2 separate regions of the Homo sapiens genome follow, and region 2 is linked to region 1. Evidence: read pairs that join two places in POLR2A ChIA-PET (ENCODE). Cell type or tissue: OCI-LY7. All regions are shown on one strand. Links, peaks and the distances in the headings refer to the core of each region. The heading gives the core; the rest is flanking DNA.

Region 1 (7,197 bases), core at 1,516-4,015:
ATTACAAAAAGTTTTTAATTCCACTCTTGGAAAAAGCTAAAAGGGCTTCTTTACAAATTGTGATTAATTCCCCAAAGATTATGTTAGCCCAAGATGATACCCTTCCCTCTATTCCCCCACCTGACCCCCAGCATTTAGCAGCAGCATTTAGCTTCTGACATGCATTCCTTGAAAACGGTCACAAATGGCAGAAGATACCATCTTATTTATGCAACCCCCCTCAAAAAAAAAAACCTTTGTACTTAGATATAAATATATATAAATACTTAGAGATGCACAGAATATGGTTTGGTTTTCTTTCTTTTCTTTTTTTTGAGACAGAGTCTTGCTCTGTCACCCAGGCTGTAGTGCAATGGCACAATCTTGGCTCACTGCAACATCCCCCTCCCGTGTTCAAGCGATTCTCCTGCCTCAGCCTCCCAAGGAGGTGGGATTACAGGCGCCTGCCACAACGCCAGGCTAATTTTTGCATTTTTAGTAGAGACAGGGTGTCACCATGTTGGGCAAGCTGGTCTCGAACTCCTGACCTCAGGTGATCCACCCACCTCGGCCTCCCAAAGTGCCCGGCTCAGAATATGGGTTTGGAAAGATACACGTTAAACCAGGTCATCTCAGCCTCTGAGGAAGAGCATTGAATGAAGCAAGGTTGCGACAAAGGCAAATTTTCACTTTTTACTGATTTCACTATGAGAAATGTACCTATTACTCATGTACTTTACAAAATTTGCTCCCACTAATAAAAAAACAAAGCAAGTCAACCGAAGTTGGGAATTGTCAATTTAGGTGCATCCTCCTGAACTCTGCTATTAGGACGACGATGCTTCCTGAAGTGATTAAGTTTCCCTAAGCCAGGCACAGTGGCACATGCCCTTAGTCCCAGCTACTGCAGATCACTTGAGCTCAGGAGTTCAAGTCCAGCCTGGGTAACAAGGTGAGACCCCAGTCTCCAAAAGTAAAAGTTAAAAAATTTTAATAGCCAGGTGCAGTGGAGGCTCAAGCCTGTAATCCCAGCACTTTGGGAGGCTGAGGTGGGTGGATCACGAGGTCAGGAGTTCGAGACCAGCCTAACATGGTGAAACCCCGTCTCTACTAAAAATGCAAAAATTAGCTGGGCATGGTGGCGGGTGCCTGTAGTTCCAGCTACTCGGGGGGCTGAGGCAGGAGAATCGCTTGAACCCAGGAGGCGGAGTTTGCAGTAAGCCGAGATCATGCTACTGCACCCCAGCCTGGGCGAAAGAGCGAGACTCTGTCTCAAAAAACAAACAAAGAAAAACAAAACAAAACAAACAAAAATTAATAAAATGAAAGTTTCCCTTGATTCCATATACTGAATCTGTTCCTAGTTCAAGTAATGGTAAAATTCTGGTGCCATTATAATATAATTATGACTAGAAGACCCAGAAAATCTTAACCAAATACCCCTCCTTGTAAATGTATTAGAGATGTGCACAGAATAATGCAGTAGTGCAGATTATTTAAGACTGCAGGAGGCCGGGCGTGGCGGCTCACGCCTGGAATCCCAGCACTTTGGGAAGCCGAGGTGAGCGGATCACTTGAAGTCGGGAGTTCAAGACCAGCCTGGTCAACATGGTGAAACCCAGTCTCTACTAAAAATACAAAAATTAGTTTGGTGTGGTGGCATGCACCTGCAGTCCCAGCTACTCAGGAAGCTGAGGCATGAGAATCGATTGAACCTGGGAGGCGGAGGTTGCAGTGAGCCGAGATCATGCTACTGCACTCCAGCCTGGGAGAAAGAGCAAGACTCTATCTCAAATAAATAAATAAATAAATAAATTAATAAAATGAAAGTTTCCCTTGATTCCATATACTGAATCTGTTCCTAGTTCAAGTAATGGTAAAATTCTGGTGCCATTATAATATAATTATGACTAGAAGACCCAGAAAATCTTAACCAAAAACCCCTCCTTGTAAATGTATTAGAGATGTGCACAGAATAATGCAGTAGTGCAGATTATTTAAGACAGCAGGAGGCCGGGCGTGGCAACTCACGCCTGGAATCCCAGCACTTTGGGAAGCCGAGGTGAGCGGATCACTTGAAGTCGGGAGTTCAAGACCAGCCTGGCCGACATGGTGAAACCCCATCTCTACTAAAAATACAAAAGTTAGTTGGGCGTGGCGGCATGCACCTGCAGTCCCAGCTAATTAGGAAGCTGAGGCATGAGAATCGATTGAACCCAGAAGGCGGAGGTTGCAATGAGCCGAGATCGCACCACTGCACTCCAGCATGAACGAGAGCGAGACCCTGTCTCAAAAAAACAAAACAAAACAAAAAAAACTGCTGTTCCCTCCAATAACTGCATCCAAAGTTCAGCGGGTCCCAGCTCAGTCCTTTTCTGGGTAGCAGAGTGGCCCTATGGCATGACTCACTGTTCTTGGATCTATGCAAGCTCTACCATTTCCTGTCCCAGGCAGAGGGTGAAAAGGAAATGAGAAAGGCCTAGCACCTAAAAGGCAGCTTGTAGAAGAAAGACCGGCTGGGAAAGTACCCCATGTGCTTTCTGTTCTCCTTTGCCCTGGTACAGGATAGTGAGTGCAGATTCGAATAACCTGTTTCTCTCATGATACCATCTGAACTTTGGAGGGATGAAACCAATGAAACCAAGCAGGTGTGAAAACCTAAATTGGCCACGTTATTTAGACCTCATTCAATTACGAGAAAAGGTTACTCCACAGGGCTGAGCCCAGCACTCATTCTTTTTTTTTTTTTTTTTTTTTTTTTTTTTTGAGACGGAGTCTCGCTCTGTCACCCAGGCTGGAGTGCAGTGGCGCGATCTTGGCTCACTGCAAGCTCTGCCTCCCGGGTTCAAGCGATTCTCCTGCCTCAGCCTCCAGAGTAGCTGGGATTACAGGCACCCACCACCACGCCCAGCTAATTTTGTATTTTTAATGAAGATGGGGTTTCTCCATGTTGGTCAGGCTGCTCTCAAGCTCCCGACCTCAGGTGATCTGCCCACGTCGGCGCCTCCCGAAGTGCTGGGATTACAGGCGTGAGCCACTGCGCCCGGCCTCATTATTTATTTATTTATTTATTTTTTTGAGACAGGGTCTCGCTCTGTTGCCCAGGCTGGAGTGCAGTGGCACGATCTCGTCTCACTGCAAACTCTGCCTTCTGGGTTCAAGCGATTCTCATGCCTCAGCCTCCTGAGTAGCTGGGACTACAGGTGTATGCCACAGACCTTGGCCCAAGCCATAGCATATGAATTTGTAAAATCTAACCATGTCGCACTTAAAAGTGTCTTCCTCCTCATTAAGTAGTTCCTGATGTAGTTCCCCCGATTACAGCTGCCTTGCTCTAACGCCAATTGGATCAGCACGACTCAGTAAGTCAATAACAAACAGGCTTCCCAGTGACGATGGAAGTGGGGTCTTATTTGCAATTTTAAAAAGTATAAAAAGCAGGGGCTTTTATATAATATGAAAACTTGGACACAACTCCTGAGCACAACAGGAAAATAAGTAAGCAAACTTACCTGTGTGTTTTCCCTCAAAGGCAAATTCCACTGAAACAACCCAAGAGTTACAAGGAAGGGGAAAAGCCTGTGGCAGCATTGGAAAACAGAGAACAATATCATCAAGTGACCGATAGCACAGACGGATTTCTGAACGAAATGAAGATGATGGAATCAGATCAACAGGGAAGCAGATGGTGCCCAACAGCCTAGTGATGTAACACTGGCAAGGTACGGGGCTCCATGAGAGGTGAATGGGCTGCTCCAACCAAGCCCTAGAAACTACCCAAAGGCAGAGCAGCCGGGGCTGGGATAACAGGCAGGTGTGAGGCAGGCAGAGGAGGGCCAGAAAAGCCCTCCCATTACAACCAGGTACACGGTTTACTTCTCAGAGCTCTCCACGTCCTAGTCAAAGAAGTAAGGGTAGCCAAAAGTAGAAATATCAGAAAGACTCCAAATTGCCATTATTTGCAAATAAAATTGTCTCCTTAGAAAAATCCCAAAGAATCAACTAAAGAGTGATTTAAAAACAGTTTGGCCGGGCCCGGATTTGGCTCATGCCTGTAATCCCAGCACTTTGTGAGCCTGAGGCGGGTGGATCACCTGAGGTCAGGAGTTCGAGACCAGCCTAACATGGTGAAACCCCATCTCTACTAAAAGTGCAAAAATTAGCTGGGCATGGTGGTGGGTCCCTGTAGTCCCAGCTACTCGGGAGGGTGAGGCAGGAGAATTGCTGGAACCCGGGAGGCGGAGGTTGCAGTGAGCAGAGATCACACCACTGCACTCCAGCGTGGGCGACAGAGTGAGACTCCGTCTCCAAAAAAACAAAACCACAGTTCAGTAAAATGGCCAGATAAGATAAACATTCAAAACCACCAACTGTTCTAAGTGCAAACTCTAAACAGTCGGGGGAAAAAACGGTATTTTCACACAGTAGCAACAAAAGCATAATAACAGGTCAGGCGCAGTGGCTCACGCCCCAACACTTTCAGAGGCTAAGGCAGGAGGATCACTTGAAGCCAGGAGTTTGAAATCAGCTTGGTCAACATAGCTAGATCCCATCTCTACAAAAGAAAAATTAAAAAATGAGCCGGGCATAGTGGCTTGCACCTGTAGTCCCAGCTACGCAGGAGGCTGAGGCAGAGGACGGCTTGAACCCAAAAGTTCAAGGCTGCAGCAACCTATGACTGCATCACTGCCCTCCAGCCTGGGCAACACAGTGAGACCCCCCCAAAATAAATAAACAAATAAAAATGCAGCTGGAAGTAAGTCTTTATAAATTAAGACCCCTTTGAAGAAAATTATAAAACCTTGCTGCAGAGTGTTTTTAAAAATCTCAGCATTGCCAGGCGCGGTGGCTCATGCCTGTAATCCCAGCACTTTGGGAGGCTGAGGCAGGTGGATCACCTGAAGTCAGGAGTTTGAGACCAGCCTGACCAACATGGAGAAACCCCATCTCTACTAAAAATACAAAATTAGCTGGGCGTGGTGGCGCATGCCTGTAATCCCAGTTACTCAGGAGGCTGAGGCAGGAGAATCGCTTGAACCCGGGAGGCGGAGGTTGCGGTGAGCCAAGATCACACCATTGCACACCAGTCTGGGCAGTAAGAGCAAAACTCTGTCTCAAAAAAAAAAAATAAAGTAAAATAAAAATTAAAAAATAAATCGCAGCAAGCGGAGTAGAAAGGAAATCTATAAAGATATCAATGCTCCCAAACTTAACCTGTATGTTTAAATTAAAACCCCAAAGAGTTTCTTCTGGAAATCTGAAAAATTGATACTTAAGAATTATCTGAAAGGATACAATCGATAATTTTTTTTTGAGACAGTCTTGCTCTTTTGCCCAGGCTGGAGTGCAATGGCGTGATCTTGGCTCACTGCAAGCTCTGCCTCCCAGGTTCACGCCATTCTCCTGCCTCAGCCTCCCGAGTAGCTGGGACTACAGGCACCTGCCACCGCACCCGGCTAATTTTTTTTATTTTTAGTAGAGACGGGGTTTCACCGTGTTAGCCAGGATGGTCTCCATCTCCTGACCTCGTGATCCACCTGCCTCAGCCTCTCAGAGTGCTGGGATTACAGGCGTGAGCCACCGCACCCCGCCTATTTTGTTTTTTTCTTTTTGAGATGGAGTCTCACTCTGTTGCTAGGCTGGAGTGCAGTGGCACGATCTCGGCTCACTGCAACCTCCGCCTCCCAGGTTCAAATGATTCTCCTGCCTCAGCCTCCTGAGTAGCTGGGACTACAGGCACCCGCCACCATGCCCAGCTAATTTTTGTATTTTTAGTAGAGATGGGGTTTCACCATGTTGGCTAGGATAGTCTCGATCTCTTGACCTCGTGATCTGCCTGCCTCAGCCTCCCAAAGTGCTGGGATTACAGGCGTGAGCCATCATGCCCGGCCACAATCTATCATTTTTTAAAAATAAGAATGAAAACTTGCCCTATCAGGCAAAATGTACTGCAAATCCTAAGTAATACTGTATTTCCAGATTAAAGGCACTACTGCAAAGAAAAGTGTAAATTTATTTAATACCAAATGTTTCCTAAGTTTACTTTTTGCACAATGCACAGACACTTTTGGGACAATGTATGGTTAAAAACTAATATTCTACCAACAGCTCCATGCTGCTCTAGATCATCCTGAAGGAAAAAGTAATGCAAAGGATGCTGGGTCTCCAAGTCCCAGGACTGGCTGATAGCCTCTCCCAGTGGATAGCAGGTCCTAATTCTCTTCTTCGAGCAGATTCTCTGATTTCAGCTGGGCCTTCCTGATGCTCTCCAAGTTCAGTTGTTGATATTTTCTTTTAAAAAAGCCACACTGAAACAAAGGAAGGAAAAGTCCAGTTACAGGCCAAAGATAGCCATCTGTTTCAGAAAACCGGCATTCTGGCTGTTGCCTAAATAGCCCCTATATTCCTCTGCTTCTCATACTTACTACTCCCTTCTCCTAACTTACTCTGAATCTCTCCTGGAGAGTCCAATCCTTCAAGACCTCTGGTGCTCATCCCTCAATCAGAACTGACTCCACCTTCCTCTGAACCCTGCTCTCCCGAGCAGCTGAACCTTTTTAACTTATTTTGCAAAGCATGATAATTTCGGCTGTACTGGATCTAATCTTATTTATGCAAAAATACTCAGTATAGCCTATGATGCTGAAGACAGAAGGAGATCAAGTACAGCTTCCTACATCAAGCTCATCATCTAGTAGGAAAAAGAGATAATTACAACACAGTGTGATGACTGCCATTTGGAAGGGTTTCTAGAAGGGAGCTCACAGCAAACACACAGAAGCCAGCACAGAGGACTCAGGAGTCTCTAGACCGCTTTCAGGGAAGACAGTGAGTGAAGTGAGCAGTCATGGAGGGCATTCCTGACAAGAAAAGCAGCCTACGCGTACGCAGAGGCACGAACCTATTTAGGGAATAGTTTGACTTGTTGGGAGAAAAAAGCAAGGTCAGGTGCTTATGCCTGTAACCCCACCACTTCGGGAGGCCAAGATGAGAAGATGGCTCGAGCCCCGGAGTTTGAGACCAGCCTGGGCAATATAGGGAGACCTCATCTCCACAAAATTAAAATTAAAAAATTAGCTGGGTGTGGTGGCATGCACCTGAGTAACAGTCCCAGTTACTCAGGAGACTAAGATGGGAGGATCACCTGAGCCTAGGAGTACGAGGCTGCAGTGAGCCCTTAACTGTGCCACTGAGCTCCAGCTTGGGGGACAAAGACCC
Region 2 (7,197 bases), core at 2,019-4,518, 1.3 Mb after region 1:
TCCCAAGTAGCTGGGATTACAGGCATGTGCCACCATGCCCGACCAATATTTGTATTTTTAGTAGAGATGGGGTTTTGGCATGTTAGCCAGGCTGGTCTTGAACTCCTGACCTCAAGTGATCCGCCCACCTCAGCCTCCCAAAGTATTGGGATTACAGGCATGAGCCACCATGCCTGGCCTTTTTTTTTTTTTTTTTTTTTTAACTTTTATTTATTTTCGAGAAGGAATCTCACTCTGTCGCCCAGGCTGGAGTACAGTGGTGCCATCACAGCTTATTACAGCCTCAACCTCCCAGGCTCAAGTGATCCTCCCACCTCAGCTTCCTGAGCAGCTGAGACTGCAGGTGCATGCCACCATGCCCAGCTAATTTTTTGTAGTTTTCTAGAGGCAGGGTTTTGTCATGCTGCCCAGGGTGATCTGGAACTTCGGAGCTCAAGCAATCCATCCATGTCTGCCTCCCAAAATGCTGGGATTATAGGCGTGAGCCAGTCACCTTTTCCCTTTTATTTTATTTTATTAATTTATTTTTATTTTATTTTTGAGACAGAGCCTTGCTCTGTCGCCAGGCTGGAGTGCAGTGGTGTAATCTCGGCTGACTGCAACCTCTGCCTCCCAGGTTCAAGCGATTCTTCTGCCTCAGCCTCCCGAGTAGCTGGGATTACAGGCGCGTGCCACCATGTCCGGCTAATTTTTGTATTTTTAGTAGAGGCGGGGTTTTACCGTGTTGACCAGGATGGTCTTGATCTCTTAACCTCGTGATCCACCTGCCTCGGCCTCCCAAAATGCTAGGATTACAGGCGTGAGCCACCGCACCTGGCCCTAAAAGTAGCCTTCTTTTCCCTTTTAAAGAGTTAGTGTCCATAGCTACTGGATGCCATTTTGGTTCAGGTGGACCGTGAATAGGTTTCACTCATCATGCCCAAAGGTTGCCACTCCTGACAAGTCACAGACAACGCTTGCACCATCATCTTCTTCCTTCAGAGTCTGTGGTCCCCTGGATGTCACTAAGGTCCTGCTTCCTGTACCAATAGGTTTTAAACACTACCCAAGGCAGGCTGGCTTTAAATATCCTACTTAATCTGGCTGACAGGCTCTCCCTGCACCTCTGGTACTCTGCTGCCTCATTAACAGCTCCGGCTACTCAGTTAAGGTTGGCATAGTGTCCATCTCTCCAGGTCAAAGGCCAGCAGCCTCTGCCTTGTACAGGAGTGTTCTCACTCCTGCTACCCACTTCTGTCTCTACTGAAAGGCAGGAGGAGACTGTGGCATCATTGGGATAGTACATTTCATCTAAAAGCCTGGTCACTAGATGTGAGTTGTAGAAACTGCTTCTCTCATCCCTCAACAATTTCACAGTTGTAGGAGCTGACATTAACCTGCCATGCCCCCAACAGCTAGGCGCGGTGGCTCATGCCTGTAATCCCAGAACTTTGGGAGGCCAAGGCAGGTGGATCACCTGAGGTAAGGAGTTCGAGACCAGCCTGGCCAACATGGAGAAACCCCCGTCTCTACTAAAAATATAAAAATTAGGCATAGTGGCACACACCTGTAATCCCAGCTACTCAGGAGGCTGAGGCAGAATTGCTTGAACCCAGGAGGCGGAGGTTGCAGTGAGCTGAGATTGCGCCACTGCACTCCAGCCTGGGTGACAGAGCAAGACTCAGTCTCAAAAAAAAAAAAAACAAAAAAAAAACAAATCCTGCTGTGTCCCCAACAGCCTCACCAATGAGAATTTCCACCTCAACTCCTCCTATTCCTTCCCCCACCTGCCCTCCCCACCTTAATCTCTGGAGAAGGAATATGTTTTGAGATAACTGGGAAAGTCTTGCCCTGTGGTACAATCCATTAAAGGTTCTTTACAAATGACCAGGGAAGCTGTTCTGTTTTTTTGTTTTTGTTTTGTTTTGTGTTTTGTTTCTTAAAGACAAGGTCTTGCTCTGTCACCCAGGGTGGAGTGCAGTGGTGGGTCTATAGTTCACTGAGGCCTCAAACTCCTAGGCTCAAGGGATTCTCCTGCCTCACCCTCCCCAGTAGCTGGAACTACAGGTGTGCGTCACCATGCCTGACTCTGGCTGTGTTTTGTTTTGTTTTGTTTTTGTAGAGACAGTGATCTTGCTATGCTGCCCAGGCTGGTCTCAACCTTATGGGCTCAAGTGATCCTCCCACCTCAGCCTCCCAAAGTGCTAGGATTACCTGCGTGAGCTATAGCGCCCTGCCTGTTCTGGGCTTCTTGCAGAGCCTCTTCAGCTGCAGAGAAGCAGCTCTCCTTTCTCCAAGTCCAGAGCCAACAGGTGAGGGCTGCAGTCAGAATCTCTGGAGCACACAGACCTGGGCTCCAGCCGTCTCACTAATTAGCTGTGGTACTCTGGGTAAGTCACCTTCTCTGAGTTTCAATTTCCTTTTCTGCAAAACAGGACGAATAATGAAGCTGTTGGGAAGATTTACTGATAATACATGTAAAGGGTCTAGCACATTTTAGGAGCTCAAGGTTGGTGCCTTCCCTTTTTCTTTACTCTGAACCGGATATGAGGCCTTGAGAAAGAAGAGAGGCGCTTGCAAAACGAGGTGAGGTCTCAGGCACAGTGGCTCACGCCTGTAATCCCAGCACTTTAGGAGACCGAGGCGGGCGGATCATGAGGTCAGGAGTTCGAGACCAGCCTGGCCAACATGGTGAAAGCCCGTCTCTACTAAAAATACAAAAATTAGACGGGCATGGTGGTGGGCACCTGTAATCCCGGCTACTTGGGAGGTTGAGGGAGGAGAATCGCTTGAACCCAGGAGGTGGAGGTTGCAGTGAGCCGAGACTGCACCATTGCACTCCAGCCTGGGCAATAGAGCGAGACTCCGTCTCAAGCAAGCAAGCAAGCAAACAAACAAAATAAAAAACGAGGTCAAGTTTCAAAAGATGTCACCCCCAACCTGGCAAAACTTCTCCTCAAGCCCTGTCGTTCCACTCTTGTCCGCCAGGAGGAGAAAAGGTTCCCTCGAAGGACGTCTTTGCTTGCGCGTTCACGGAGCCTTGAGAACGAGTGGCCGAGGGGACCCCTGCGGCCCTGCGCGCCTGTGAGTCTCCCGGGCGGGCGGGCGGTGGGGGTGCGAGGCCGGGGGGTGGGTGCGAGGCGTGGGGGAGGTGCGAGGCGGGCGGGGCGGGGGGCGCGAGGCGGGAGGGCGCACGCGCAGAAGGCTGGCTGGGGTGACGCGGCGCCGGGCTTGGGCTTCTGTATTCCGCGTGTCTGGAGGAAGGTCCGGAGGTGGGCGGGAGCCCTGCGGGGATTTCCTCTTCCCCCAGGACTAGCTGTCATCTTCGTTTTTCAGAAGGGAGGACCTGACTCCTTTCAGAATTAGCATTTCTTCCCCTTCGTGGGTGCTCTTGAGTTCCAAAGAAAAGGAAGAGAAGCCTTCATTGAGCAGCTTCTTCTGCCTTAGGGACTGTGCTAGGGGGTAGATCGACCTTAGGGGAAACAATCCCCGCTTATTAGAGGAGGTTTTGGATCAGGGTTTGCTTTATTTGAAATTTAACAAATACAGAAAAGCAGAAGGAAGAAAATTGAAGTAATCCATGTTTCCACTGGGCGCGGCGGCTCACGCCTATAATCCCAGCACTTTGGGAGGCCAAGGCGGGCGGATCACGAGGTCAGGAGTTCGAGACCAGCCTGACCAACATGGTGAAACCCCCCGTCTCTACTAAAATTACAAAATTAGCCGGTCGTGGTGGCACACGCCTGTAATCCCAGCTACTCAGGAGGCTGAGGCAGGAGAATCGCTTGAACCCGGGAGGCAGAGGTTGCAGTGAGCCGAGATTGCACCACTGCACTCCAGCCTGAGCAACAGAGTGAGACTCCGTTGTCTTTAAAGGCCAATCCCATAGCAAATGACAGAGACTCACTTGAGTAAGAAAGGTTTTTGACAAGAAAACCCACAGAAGAAGAGATAAGCTGTGGATATAAGAAAGGCACTACAATCTGTATTTAAATCTAATTGCACACTAGATAATATATGTATGAAAAATTATTTAATCCAGTTTCCTGATTTCATTATATATTTCTTATAAGGTTTTCATTAGGCTTTTGTTTTTGTTTTTGGTTTTAAATAAAAACACTTTATTGCACAAATCCCACAAAGGTCTCAGGCCCTGGGTCCAAGCCCACAGCCCCAACCTGTCCCCTGGCTCTGGGCCTGGTCTTTGGTGCCCACCCTGGCCTCACATGCCAACGTCTTCTGTGGAGTGTGCAGGTGTCCATGAGCGTTCCTGTGTTGGGGGAAGCCTGCCTGGGCCACAAGTAGTCAGGCACTGTGGCAGCCTCACGATGAAGACAGGTGGGGTGGAGTTGGGTCCCCACCTGCCCAGGCTCAGGGGCCACAGGGGTCTACACAGTCCTTTCTGCTTTGAAACACGTGGTAGATGCTGGTGGGAGGGAACATGGCACCGGCACCAAGCAGGGAGCCCACTTGGATGGCCACACCAGCTGCCAGCAATGCCGGCCGACCCCCACCATGCAGCAGGGAGCTTGCAGCCACCTTCACATATGAGAACACACACAGACACAGCACCCACGACAGCACCTGCAAGGGAGGACACAGCAGCAGGCTGAGCATGACATGCACTTGCTCCAGGGGACACCCTCCTCCCCACTTCATGTCTCCACTTGCTCACCACAAGGACCACCCCTGCAGTGGTGCCCACCAGGGGTGGGCAGGGGCTCAGGATTGCCAGTGCCATCAGGTAGGCCCCAAAGAGCATGCCCAGCAGAGAAAGACCAACCAGCCCTGCCAGGGACCTGTTGGGGATGAGCAGAGACTCAGGGCTGGCTGTTCTGGGACCTGGACCCCAACCTTAAGTTCCACCCACCAAGCCTGGGGACCCTTTTGCACCTGCACAGCACGCCCATGGCCAGGAAGCAGGCAAGGGGGTTGGCGGCACTGCCCAGCACCACAGCCAGGTGGTAGGCCAGGCGCCCATAGGGCAAACAGGAAAAGCTCTGCACAGAAGGCAGCACGCCATTGGTCACGGCACTGGTGAAGGCCATCAGGCCCAGCAGGAAGGCACCATGGGCTGAGAACAGCTGATGGGCCTCAGGGTCTGGGCCAGGGATGGTGCCTGCTGCCTGGCTCGGTGGCTCCTGCAATGGCAAAGCCTCTTCTTCCTCCTTCTCTTCCTCCTCTGCTCCTGGGGATCCCAGTTGAAGTTCAGGCCCTGAGCCCCCTGTGGTTACAGAGGGTAGTGATGGCAACAGCAACAGGAGACCCCGGAAGGCGGCAGCTGAAGTGACCAGAAGGGCAGTCAGTGCCCAGAAGAAGGTGCTGGCAGGAAAACGCTCAGGGAAGTCGAGGGGAGGCCCAGAGGTGCCATTGGTGGGCGCTGGTGGGCACTCGAGGCGGCCCACACCTTGCACTAGGGCCAGCACACAGGGGAGTAGGGCACTGAGACCCTGACCCAGGAAGAAAGACCGTAAGAAAGGAGGTGGCAGGTGGCTCAGGAAGGGCAGGAAAGTGACATTAGAGGTACAACAGGCCATTGCCAACACCAAGGCCAGAGTTAGGAAGGCCACAGAGTGGAGCTGCCCTGCCACTGGGGCCACGTGGTGCCACAGAGGGGCCAGCAGGGCTGTGCCCACTACACTCAGCACCTGTACCACCTGGATGGGGACCTGCTCGCCCTTGCCCGGGGCCAGCTGCCTCCACAGGGTCACCACCAGCAGACCCAGGTTTCCCAGCGCCACAACCACAGAGAGGTATGAGGGGAGGCTCCAACCTGCAGGGAAGGAATGATGCCATGTCAGGAGCACAGTGGCTAAGGGACAAAGAGCTGCCACAGGCCACCTTTCTGGGCATACCTGCCCCACGCTTCCCTGTACCTCCCTCCCACTCACCCTCTGGAAGGTCTTTTACCACCACAGGCAGCTCCACCCAGATCCCGTTCACAGCAGCCCAGGAGCCCATGCCAAAAAGGGCCACCAGCAGGTGGGTCAGCACCAGACGGCCCAGCGTGGGTGCTGCCATTCAGCCCAAAGCTGGACCCTCCAGGACAGGGCAAAGGTCACAGGCAGGTCCTTCCCTAGGTAGGTCCAAAGATGCTTTGGTTCTTCTGGAAACTGAAGACCTTCTAGCTGGAGGGAAACAGACAGGCTGGCAGGTAATAGGCTGGTGGGACAGAACCGGAGTCAGAAGACAAGTCGGTCAGACTGCTAAGACCAGGGCAACTGGAGGGAGAGGTGGCCGGGGGCGGGCGGGGAAGGTGGGGAGCCAGGACTTACCACGGGGCACCGGCTGTGCGTTTGGGTACAGCGACCCAGCAGTGCCGGCAGGCAGACAGGCAGAAAGCTGGCCCGAGGTGCAGCTGCCCCAGAGGAGCAAAGAGGGAGCTGATTTTCCTACCCACAGAGGACCCGGGGTCCAAGTTGTCAAAACAGCTCAGCACTGGCCGGGTGCGGTGGCTCACACCTGTAATCCCAGCACTTTGGGAAGCTGAGGAAGGCAGATCGCCTGAGGTCAGGAGATTGAGACCATCCTGGCCAACATGGTGAAAACCCGTCTCTACTAAAAATACAAAAATTAGCTGGTCGTGGTGGTGGGTGCCAGTAATCCCAGCTACTCAGGAGGCTGAGGCAGGAGATTCACTTGAACCCGGAAGGTGGAGGTTGCAGTGAGCCAAGATCACACCACTGCATTCCAGCCTGGGCGACAGAACGAGATTCGGTCTCAAAAACAAAACAAAACAAAACAAAACAAAAAAACAGCTCGGCACCAACACGCTCACCCTCAAATGGACCCCGGGACAAGGGCACGTCTCTGGTGCCACTTGCAACCCTAGCGCTTTTGCGACACTCAGGACTTGCTGAGGCAGGTCGAGTTGGAGAGGGGAGTGGCTGGGGCGGGCTCTGCCCGGAGGGGCGTCTCCGTGCTGCCCTCCCGCCTGCCTCAGGGGGGCATCCCGGGAGCCGCCAGGTGCGCAGGGGTCCCCGCACCTCCGGATCCGGCAGTCCCCGGACCCAGCGGCTGGCGGTCTGCCTGAGAGGGAGCCCCCTCCGCCGGGGAGGCGGCCCAGCCCAGAGCCCACACAGCTGGGGTTTTGTTGTTTGTTGTTTTAATTAATTAATTAATTTTGAGACGGGGTCTCACTCTGTCACCCAGGCTAGAGCGCAGCGGTGCGCGATCGCGGCTCACTACAGCCTCAACCTCCCAAGCTCAAGGGATCCT

Evidence for each region. Peaks named below come from ENCODE experiments on the same cell type or tissue, not always from the same donor. Only the 100,000 strongest peaks of a DNase experiment are listed, where the experiment ranks them.
Region 2: POLR2A ChIA-PET joins it to region 1 with 5 read pairs; 1 of 35 experiments calls an interaction of 5 or more read pairs at or near these places.

Annotation. Positions count from the first base shown.
Region 1 is chr17:3,708,656-3,715,852 of GRCh38, forward strand. It overlaps ITGAE (integrin subunit alpha E), which reads right to left. Exons shown (of 31, transcript NM_002208.5): 31 at 5,973-6,287. The coding sequence ends at 6,192. It also overlaps a transcript of P2RX5 not described here. Among named protein-coding and RNA genes, the nearest start is that of HASPIN, 12 kb to the right of the region's middle. RefSeq lists a silencer at 2,167-2,367. In OCI-LY7, for the core only: no CTCF peak of the experiment used is centred there; DNase peaks (open chromatin) are centred at 2,526 and 3,275; H3K4me3 peaks cover 2,174 bases; H3K27ac peaks cover 2,500 bases.
Region 2 is chr17:5,028,607-5,035,803 of GRCh38, forward strand. It overlaps SLC52A1 (solute carrier family 52 member 1), which reads right to left and starts at 6,820. Exons shown (of 5, transcript NM_017986.4): 1 at 6,255-6,820; 2 at 5,871-6,107; 3 at 4,873-5,752; 4 at 4,655-4,778; 5 at 3,996-4,563. The coding sequence starts at 6,000. The coding sequence ends at 4,351. It overlaps LOC105371501 (a long non-coding RNA gene), which reads left to right and starts at 2,200. Exons shown (of 4, transcript XR_002958101.2): 1 at 2,200-2,291; 2 at 2,415-2,565; 3 at 2,968-3,063. RefSeq lists a silencer at 3,062-3,151 and an enhancer at 3,172-3,311. In OCI-LY7, for the core only: a CTCF peak has its summit at 2,922; a DNase peak (open chromatin) is centred at 3,005; H3K4me3 peaks cover 919 bases; H3K27ac peaks cover 364 bases.